2 separate regions of the Mus musculus genome follow, and region 1 is linked to region 2. Evidence: chromatin contacts called from ENCODE POLR2A ChIA-PET data. All regions are on one chromosome and are shown on one strand. The core of a region is the stretch at or near the end of the contact, and the rest is flanking DNA. Distances in the headings are between cores, read along the strand shown. Region 1 holds the start of Mxd4 (Max dimerization protein 4). Region 2 holds the start of Rnf4 (ring finger protein 4).

Region 1 (3,619 bases), core at 81-2,580, 150 kb after region 2:
GAGGTGGTTCTGGTTTCCACATTCCCAGATTGTTAACAGCTCTGGGTGTGGGAGCAGTAATCTCCATCTTTCTATTTCAAGGGGACACTGCAAGTTTCCTTATCTGCATATTGGGCATATGGAGAGCCACAAGGAAGTGTGCACAATGCATCCACCTTGGTCCTAAAGTAAATTCAATGCTAATAATCTTTGTTGTTTGCTACAGTACCTTCCTTCCATTTTAAGAGCTGCTATCTAGCCACCTTATTTCCCACAGAACTCTCCAGCCTGCTATTTTGTCCTCAACCTAATAACAGAGAGAGGATCAAGGGGTGGGAGAGGATGGATACAGAGGATGGTGTTAGGGCATCTTGAGCTGTCTGTCCCCCATGCATCTATAGGCCAGCATGAGGGCCTCGGGTCATTAGGGCCAGGAGTTTGCTGAAGAGTTCACCCTCTTGTCACCATAGCCTGGCTCTTGGCACGGCTCTACCCTCAGACCAAGCACCGCAAACAGACACTCACGGATCCCTCTTGCTCAGTAGTGTCAGTAGCTCTTGGTGCCTCTCCCTTAACCCTGGTGGCCTTCCTTTTTACTCCTGATGGCTGATCCTGCCTACTTTGGGTCTGACATCTGAGAGGCTTTTAGATTCCAATGGTCTGCGTCCCTGTCTCCAAGTTTTAGCCTTCCCTGAAGCCAATATTCCTGCCAGAGACAGGTGTCCTTTGCTGTTCTTTAGCGAGATCCCAGCGCCCGCCCCTATCAGGCCCCAAGCCTGGTCCTCCACCGAGACTATGGTACCAACTGACTCCGGGCAACAGGTCGTTGCGCACGACATGCATGGGCACGACAAAGCGCCAGGGCGCGTGTCCGCAGCGCATCCTGCCTGGTGTCTCCCGAGACACGGTCCACGTCCTCCTGGCCCCCGCGTAGGCCGGGCAGCAGTCCCACCACACAGTGCTTCCTCTCGGCAACCGGTCCTGCCCGGGCGTCCTCATTGGCCCCACGCCCTGTCACTGGCCATTGGTCCGCGGACTCAATTTACATAGACCGTTCTGGCCCAATCGGCGTGCAATGCCTACTTAACATGCACGATGGCCGCCAGTCAGCGAGCACTGGGGCTGGGCCACCACGTGCTGTTGCTAAGCTTGGGCTTCTAAATTGTTACTACTGGAGCCAGCCTATCCTAGCCAAGCTTCGCATCTGTCAACATTCTCAGCTCTGCCCGAGGCGTTCGGCCAGTCCCTATTGGGCAAGGCTAGACAAGAACCCGCCCCCTAAGCCGGAGCGCCCACACCTATTGGCTGCGTCGACTGCTGCTCGACTTATGTGTCAATTTGAGGGCCTGAGGCAGAGGGTGGCGGCCCAGCGCTGGAGTCCGCGAGTCGGGCTGGTGTGCCGCCAGGCGCGGGGCGTGCGGCGAGCAGAGCCGGCAGGAGCGCGCCGGGCAGCCGCCGCCGCCGCCGTCCCGTGCGCGGGCGGCAGGATGGAGCTGAACTCTCTGCTGCTGCTGTTGGAGGCGGCCGAGTACCTGGAGCGTAGGGACCGAGGTAGCCCGCGCCCCTTTGTGCCAGGGTGGGCGGGCGGCGGGCGGGCGCAGGGGGCCGCTGACCGCACCGTCTGTCCCGCAGAGGCCGAGCACGGCTACGCCTCCGTGCTGCCCTTCGACGGCGACTTCGCAAGGAAGAAAACAAAGACGGCCGGCCTGGTGCGCAAGGCCCCGAACAACAGGTACCGCCCCCAACCCCCACCTCCCACCCCCGCGCGCTGTGCCAAGCCAGCTCGGGTCGGCCCCACCCGAGTGTCCCCGTCCTCTCTGCGTCCCCAGTACAGTCCTGCGCGCACCCGGGCGGCCGGCCTGGAGGAGGTGCCGGCCCCGCCCGCGCGTCGCCATCTTCCCGCGGCCGCGCCTCCCCGCCGCCGTAAACAGTGCCACGCGTACAGCGGCCGCGCTCGCCGAGGGCCGTTCTGGACTTTTCCAGACCGGAGAGGAGTTGTCAGTTGGTGCCGACCGCTACTCCCTAGTTTGGGCCTAATTGGGGACTCCTCCCTCCCTTGCACTTCTCGGAGCTGGCTTTGCTCTTAGACCCAGCACCTTATCCCCAGGAGCCTGGACAGAGACCTCTCTCTGGCTACTTAAGCGTCCTGCGCAGCTTATTGACAAGGAAACTCCAACCACAAGCATAGGGCTGGCTTTGTCGCGAAGAGCTGCAGGGAGCTATTTCTCTCAAAAGTTCCAGGGCTCAACTACACTGTTTGCCTTGGCCTTGTGTTTGGAGGAAGCCCTGAAGCTGAGGTTTAGGTATGGCTAGGACTGCTAAAGGTTCCACCTTCCTGGCTGCAGTGGGATCCAGGGCACACCTGACACTGTCTAGGGGCTAACTTTGGCCCAGCTACTCCTGTGTGGTCAGTCTGAGAGCTTCCTTAGCAGGCTGGGGGCTTCAGGGCCCCTTGGCAGAGGGTGCGGCTCATTCCTGTGGCCTGTCTGTTCTTGGGAAACAGAGAGGCTGGCACAAGGACCCATTTCTGTGGTGTCCTAGGCCTGGCAAAGAACAGGTTGAATTACCAACGGCCTGAGTCCCAGCCCCTGGTCTCTTGCTTTGAACAGTTTGCAGAAGGACTTAAGTGTGTTGGAGGCCTCACTGCCCCAAGCTTCCACAGTGAGATGGCCTGGACCCGGCTTCTGTCTGCCCTAAACCCCAGGTTTGGGAGCTCAGCTTCCTGTGGCATGGAGTACCCACAGCTGATAGGAATGGTAGCATTCCTGAGCTGAGGCCCTTGAATGCTTCTGCCATATACACAAGTAAGAATCTGACCCAGCCTTGTAAATGAAGCCTTATTTTGACCTCCATTTTACAACCGAGGAAGCCAAGGCATAGACAGATTCAGTTACTTGGGTAGGGCTGCTTAACCACCCTGTTCCTGGATGAGGTCCTAGCCTTCCATCTTCTTCTGGGATGGGGAGAACTGGGTGCAAGGGGCAGGGGATGCAAAGGGCCTCTCTGACTGGACTTGGGTGCACCTCCCCTGAAGCTTCCTTGGACAGAGTGTACTCCTTCAAGACCTGAAGCCTTAGGGTGGCAGACACAGCCCTCCCCTCCCCAGTCACTGCTCAGAGGCTATTCTCAGCCAGCTCAGTTGAGAAGCTGGGATTTCAGATGTGGCAGGGCAGTTCTGAACCTTCTGTGTCCTGGCAAAATGAAGGACAGGCCCTGGTATAGCAGGCTAGGGTGAGTGATGGCTAGGTCTCTAATGGCAGTGACTCCATGGGAGGGTGCCTTTAGGGTCAAGTACTTTGAGAATATAAGCAGAAGGGTCAGATCAAGGTGGTGCCCAGGCAGCATCTGACACAACGATGGCCTCTCCTCAGGCACAATACCCCCCCTCCCCCCACGGGATCTCTGGACTCCGAAAGAGTTCCAAGAAAGGCCAACACACATGCTGCTAGAGTGGCCCTGTAGTCCAGGGATTGGGAGCTGGCAAGACAAGTAGTATCCTCTGGTGCAGGAGGTGAGGGGACTCCTCAATACTTAAGGTTCCTGCTGACCCTAGCCTGCTACATAAACTAGCAGACCTGTAGACCCAGTCAGGCTGCCATTTAGAGAACTGAAAGACAGGTTCTCCAGAGGACATCAAGGG
Region 2 (3,895 bases), core at 873-3,372:
AGGATTACAAGCATGATCCACCAGTTTGGCTATACTTTATTTCTTGAGGGACATGGAAGAGTTTCAGATCTAGAGGGGAAATGGATCCTTTCAATACATGTGAAATTATATTCTCTATCAGGAAAAAAAAAAAAGACTTGGTAGTAGGATTCTTACAGGCCCATGATCTCAGTTGAGTCAGGAGGACTGCCACATTCAAGGCCTGCCAGGACTATCAAGGAAGTTCAAGGGTAGCCTAGGCAACTTAGGAAGACCCTCTCTCAAACTAAAAAGTAAAATGAGGAGTTTGTTTACCATAGCAGGTAATGCATTAGCTTTATAGAGATCCAATAAATTAATTGAAACCGAAGTAATCTCATAAAAAACAGGAAGAGTTGACTTCACAAAGTTGTCTTCTCACCACCAAATATACATCATGGCACCCGGGTGCCCACATCATACAACACATCAGTATTGGTAATAATAAAAAGAGGACCAGAGATGTAACTCAGTAGTAAAGGAGCTGCCTAACATTTGTGAGGCTCTGAGTCCAATTTCCAGTCCCAACAAAACAATAAATACCCTTTGTTCAGAAATGAAATAAATATTACAGTCACCAAGAAACCAACTTTCCTGGGGGGGGGGGGGCGGAACAACCAAATAAGCTAGGAAACAAAACCAAAACTGTTATTGAAATGGAGTCTCAAGTAGCCCAGGCTAGCCTCGATTCCACCTAGGACCGAACATATCCTCAGATTCCTGATTCTTCTGCCTCTACCTCTGAAAGGCTGGAATCACAAGCACTCTTCAAAGTACTTAGTAAGCAAGACAACTTTCCACTCATTTCACATCGAACTCACAGGCAAACCGGGACGCAAGTGTTTTCTCCAACCATTAAAAAGAAAAAGCACCAGGTGTGTGTGGGGTCTGGGCTGGAGAGAGGTTCCCTCTCACCATTGTCAGGAACAAGAGTCAATCTGCAGGCTGAAAGACCTCAGACTACCTCAGCCTTTGTGAACCTCGGGCTCCCCCAATTACTTGGGCAACCTAAACTAAACGGCAGACCGAAAAACTGAAGCTTAAAACGCCCAGGGGTAAAGTTTAAAAAAACAAAAAGCAGGAACGCCCATATCTGGACTCCTCCCCCGCCCTAATCAAAATGTGGACAATGGCGTCCACTGCGAACAATGTTAAAGGTTAAGTTTCCTATCCCTGTGTACAGATGTGGCCCTGAGGGAAGGGCCCGAGCAGGCACCGGGCTAAGGATGGAGGTCGCAATCGCCCGCTTGACTAACCATAGATAGAACCAAAAGTGGCTCCTGGAAGCCCAAACCCCATTCAGCTCCAAAGCCCGCAAGCGTCCTCGGCACTCTCGCAACTTAGATACGGCCCGCCACGCGGCCCGGGTGCCCCAGCAAACTCGCAGGCCTCCGGAAGGCGGGGCGGCGACGCGACCACACAAAGGCTGCGTCATCAGCAAGGAACAAAAACCTCGCTCAGGTTCTCTGCAATCCGCCCGCCCGGCCCCGAGAGTGACCTTGGGCGACCCCCAACCCTCGCCGAGCCTCAGTTTCCCTTCCTACTTGGCGAAAGAGGTTCTCCGGCCAGGCCGCGGGTTGGCGAGCGGATACCCCCACACAAGACATTTCCCTACTTCCGACGACGGCGCCGCTCCATGTTCCGACAACCGCGTGCTCTCCGGGAAAGAGGCGGCAGAGGGCCCAAGCCGGAGAAGCGCGGTTCTGCGAGAGGCGGGCGGCCACCAACCCCAGTGCGGGCCGAGAGGCCGCCCGCGCTCCACGCCCGCACCGCCCTGCCCCGCCGCTTCCATGCTGCGGAGCCCAGCCTTACTTGGAGCTGGGGTTTGCTGCCAGACGCCTCGGCTGATGAGCTCGGGCAAGGACGTACCGACTCCAGCCGCCGCTGAGGAGACCCGTTCAAGCAAGCCTCCACCGCCTCACGAAGACCCACTTCCGCTCGTCCGGCACCGGCCCGCCCTTCTCAGCCCTTATTGGCCTCTCCCGCCTTTTCTCCCGTGCTCTACCGGTTTAGGAGGATAAATTGCAATTTTATTGGGTGAGAAAACCATCTATTACCACTTTGAAATACACCTTCTTCCGGTCACGCCCCCCGCCTGCTTGCGGGAGCTTCCACTTCCCGCGAGAGTGCCGCCAGTCGCGCTCCTCCCACGAGAACTTGGCGGTGTCGTTGCTGAGGCGCGTCGCGAGCTTGCCCGCTGGGTGTTTGACTTTTCGTTTGGCTTCTGACCTGGTATACGGTGGCCCTTACGGCTGCATCTAGCCCTAAACCATAATCCGTACCCTTCTCCGTCTCCTCGGTCGTTAATGAGGCGTACCAGAGACTCGCCCAAGGCCCCAATTTTCTGCTGATCCACAGGCAACCAGGCCGGGATTCGCACCATAAGTGCCAGGCTCTTAGGCATGTCGGTCCCCGGACTCTCCCTCGCAGGAATCCCATCATCTGGACAGGGGGCTCACCTATACGTTTGGGAGGCCTACCTGGAGGAAGCTTGAGGACTAGACGAAAGAGAACGTCCAGTTAGACATTGTGTGTGCTAAAGGCGGGGGAAGGTAGAGCTGGGCATGCCCAGGAGTCTGCGGGTTAGCTGCCCAAGTGTGTCGGGGCAGAGGCGAGAAAGGCAGGACTCAGAACACAAGTCCCATGGAATGCAAAGAACGGCCTCGGGCAAGACCAGGGCCTGGAATTGGGTCTTAGGACATCTCATGTTACAGAATCTCTCTTACCTGAATCTGAAAACCAGTATAATAACTTTAGGCAAGTCTCAGTCCATTCACACCTATTACAGGTTATCCATTTTACCTACTTCTGCCGGTTAATAAGAATGTGAGTGCTAACAGGTAATACAAGTCCTGCTGCTCCTGGGCTAGGTGGAGGGATGGGTTTAGCAACTGGAAAATGATCTATCCATAGATAAATAGCAACTAGAAAGAAATAGATGAGGACCCTCAGACTACTTGAGCAGATGATTTGAAGGTTATCCTAAATGTGGTTGAATTGCTTCTGTGGGGATATAGATCCTGGAAGATTGATTAACATGGCGAAGCAGATCAAAACCCGACCGTTAATATTTTCCATATTACAATCTCTGACGTTTTATGGAATTATAAGAGAACTTAGGATAAAGTGTGTATGATAAATACATACCTGACTCCAGTGTAAAATGTGTTTTGATGTTTTGGGCATGCTTTCCAAATGTTATAAATAGGAATAAAGAGAACTTACATTTGTAAGAAAAATGTAGGTATTTCTTATAATTTTTTGAATACTTAAATCAGGTGAGACCAAAACAGGAATATATACCCTTATAGGTTAAAGGTTCTGTTTGCAGTTAAACAGTTAAATATTTCTTGCCAGGAAGTAGTGGCCCACACCTTTAATCCCAGCAGAGATTAAACTCAGGAGGCAGAGGCAGGCAGATCTCTAAGTCTGAGGCTAGCCTGATAGGCTAGTTCCAGGACAGTCAAGGCTATACAGAAACACTGACTCAAAAAACACCAAAAAAAGCGAGCAGTGGTGGCGCCTTTAATCCCAGCACTCAGGAGGCAGAGGCAGACAGATTTCTGAGTTCCAGGCCAGCCTGGTCTACAAAGTGAGTTCCAGGACAGCCAGGGCTATAACAGAGAAACCCTGTCTCAAAAAACAAACAAACCACCAAAAAAGTTTATTTGTCCTAAGTTAAGTCCTTGCAAGTTAAAGTTTCTATTTGTAATTAGTAAGTTTCTGTTTGTCCTATGCAAGTTAAGGTTTCTGTTTGTATTTAATAAGTTCCTGTTTGTTCTGTGTTACATCCTTGCAAATTAAGGTTTCTATTTGTTTCTATTTGTAATTACTAAGTTCCTGTTTTAGATCTGCTCTGAACTGCTTGCAACCTCAT

Evidence for each region. ChIA-PET counts read pairs that join two places held with the same protein, here RNA polymerase II (POLR2A).
Region 1: POLR2A ChIA-PET joins it to region 2 with 23 read pairs in embryonic stem cell. The contact joins the promoter of Mxd4 here to the promoter of Rnf4 in region 2. POLR2A ChIA-PET finds 5 or more read pairs at or near these places in 4 of 5 experiments (Patski and embryonic stem cell).

The regions. Positions count from the first base shown.
Region 1 is chr5:34,185,421-34,189,039 of GRCm38, reverse strand. It overlaps Mxd4 (Max dimerization protein 4), which reads left to right and starts at 1,330. Exons shown (of 6, transcript NM_010753.2): 1 at 1,330-1,530; 2 at 1,612-1,711. The coding sequence starts at 1,467.
Region 2 is chr5:34,334,477-34,338,371 of GRCm38, reverse strand. Rnf4 (ring finger protein 4) reads right to left here and starts at 2,122. Exons shown (of 8, transcript NM_011278.5): 1 at 1,831-2,122. It also overlaps A830049F12Rik.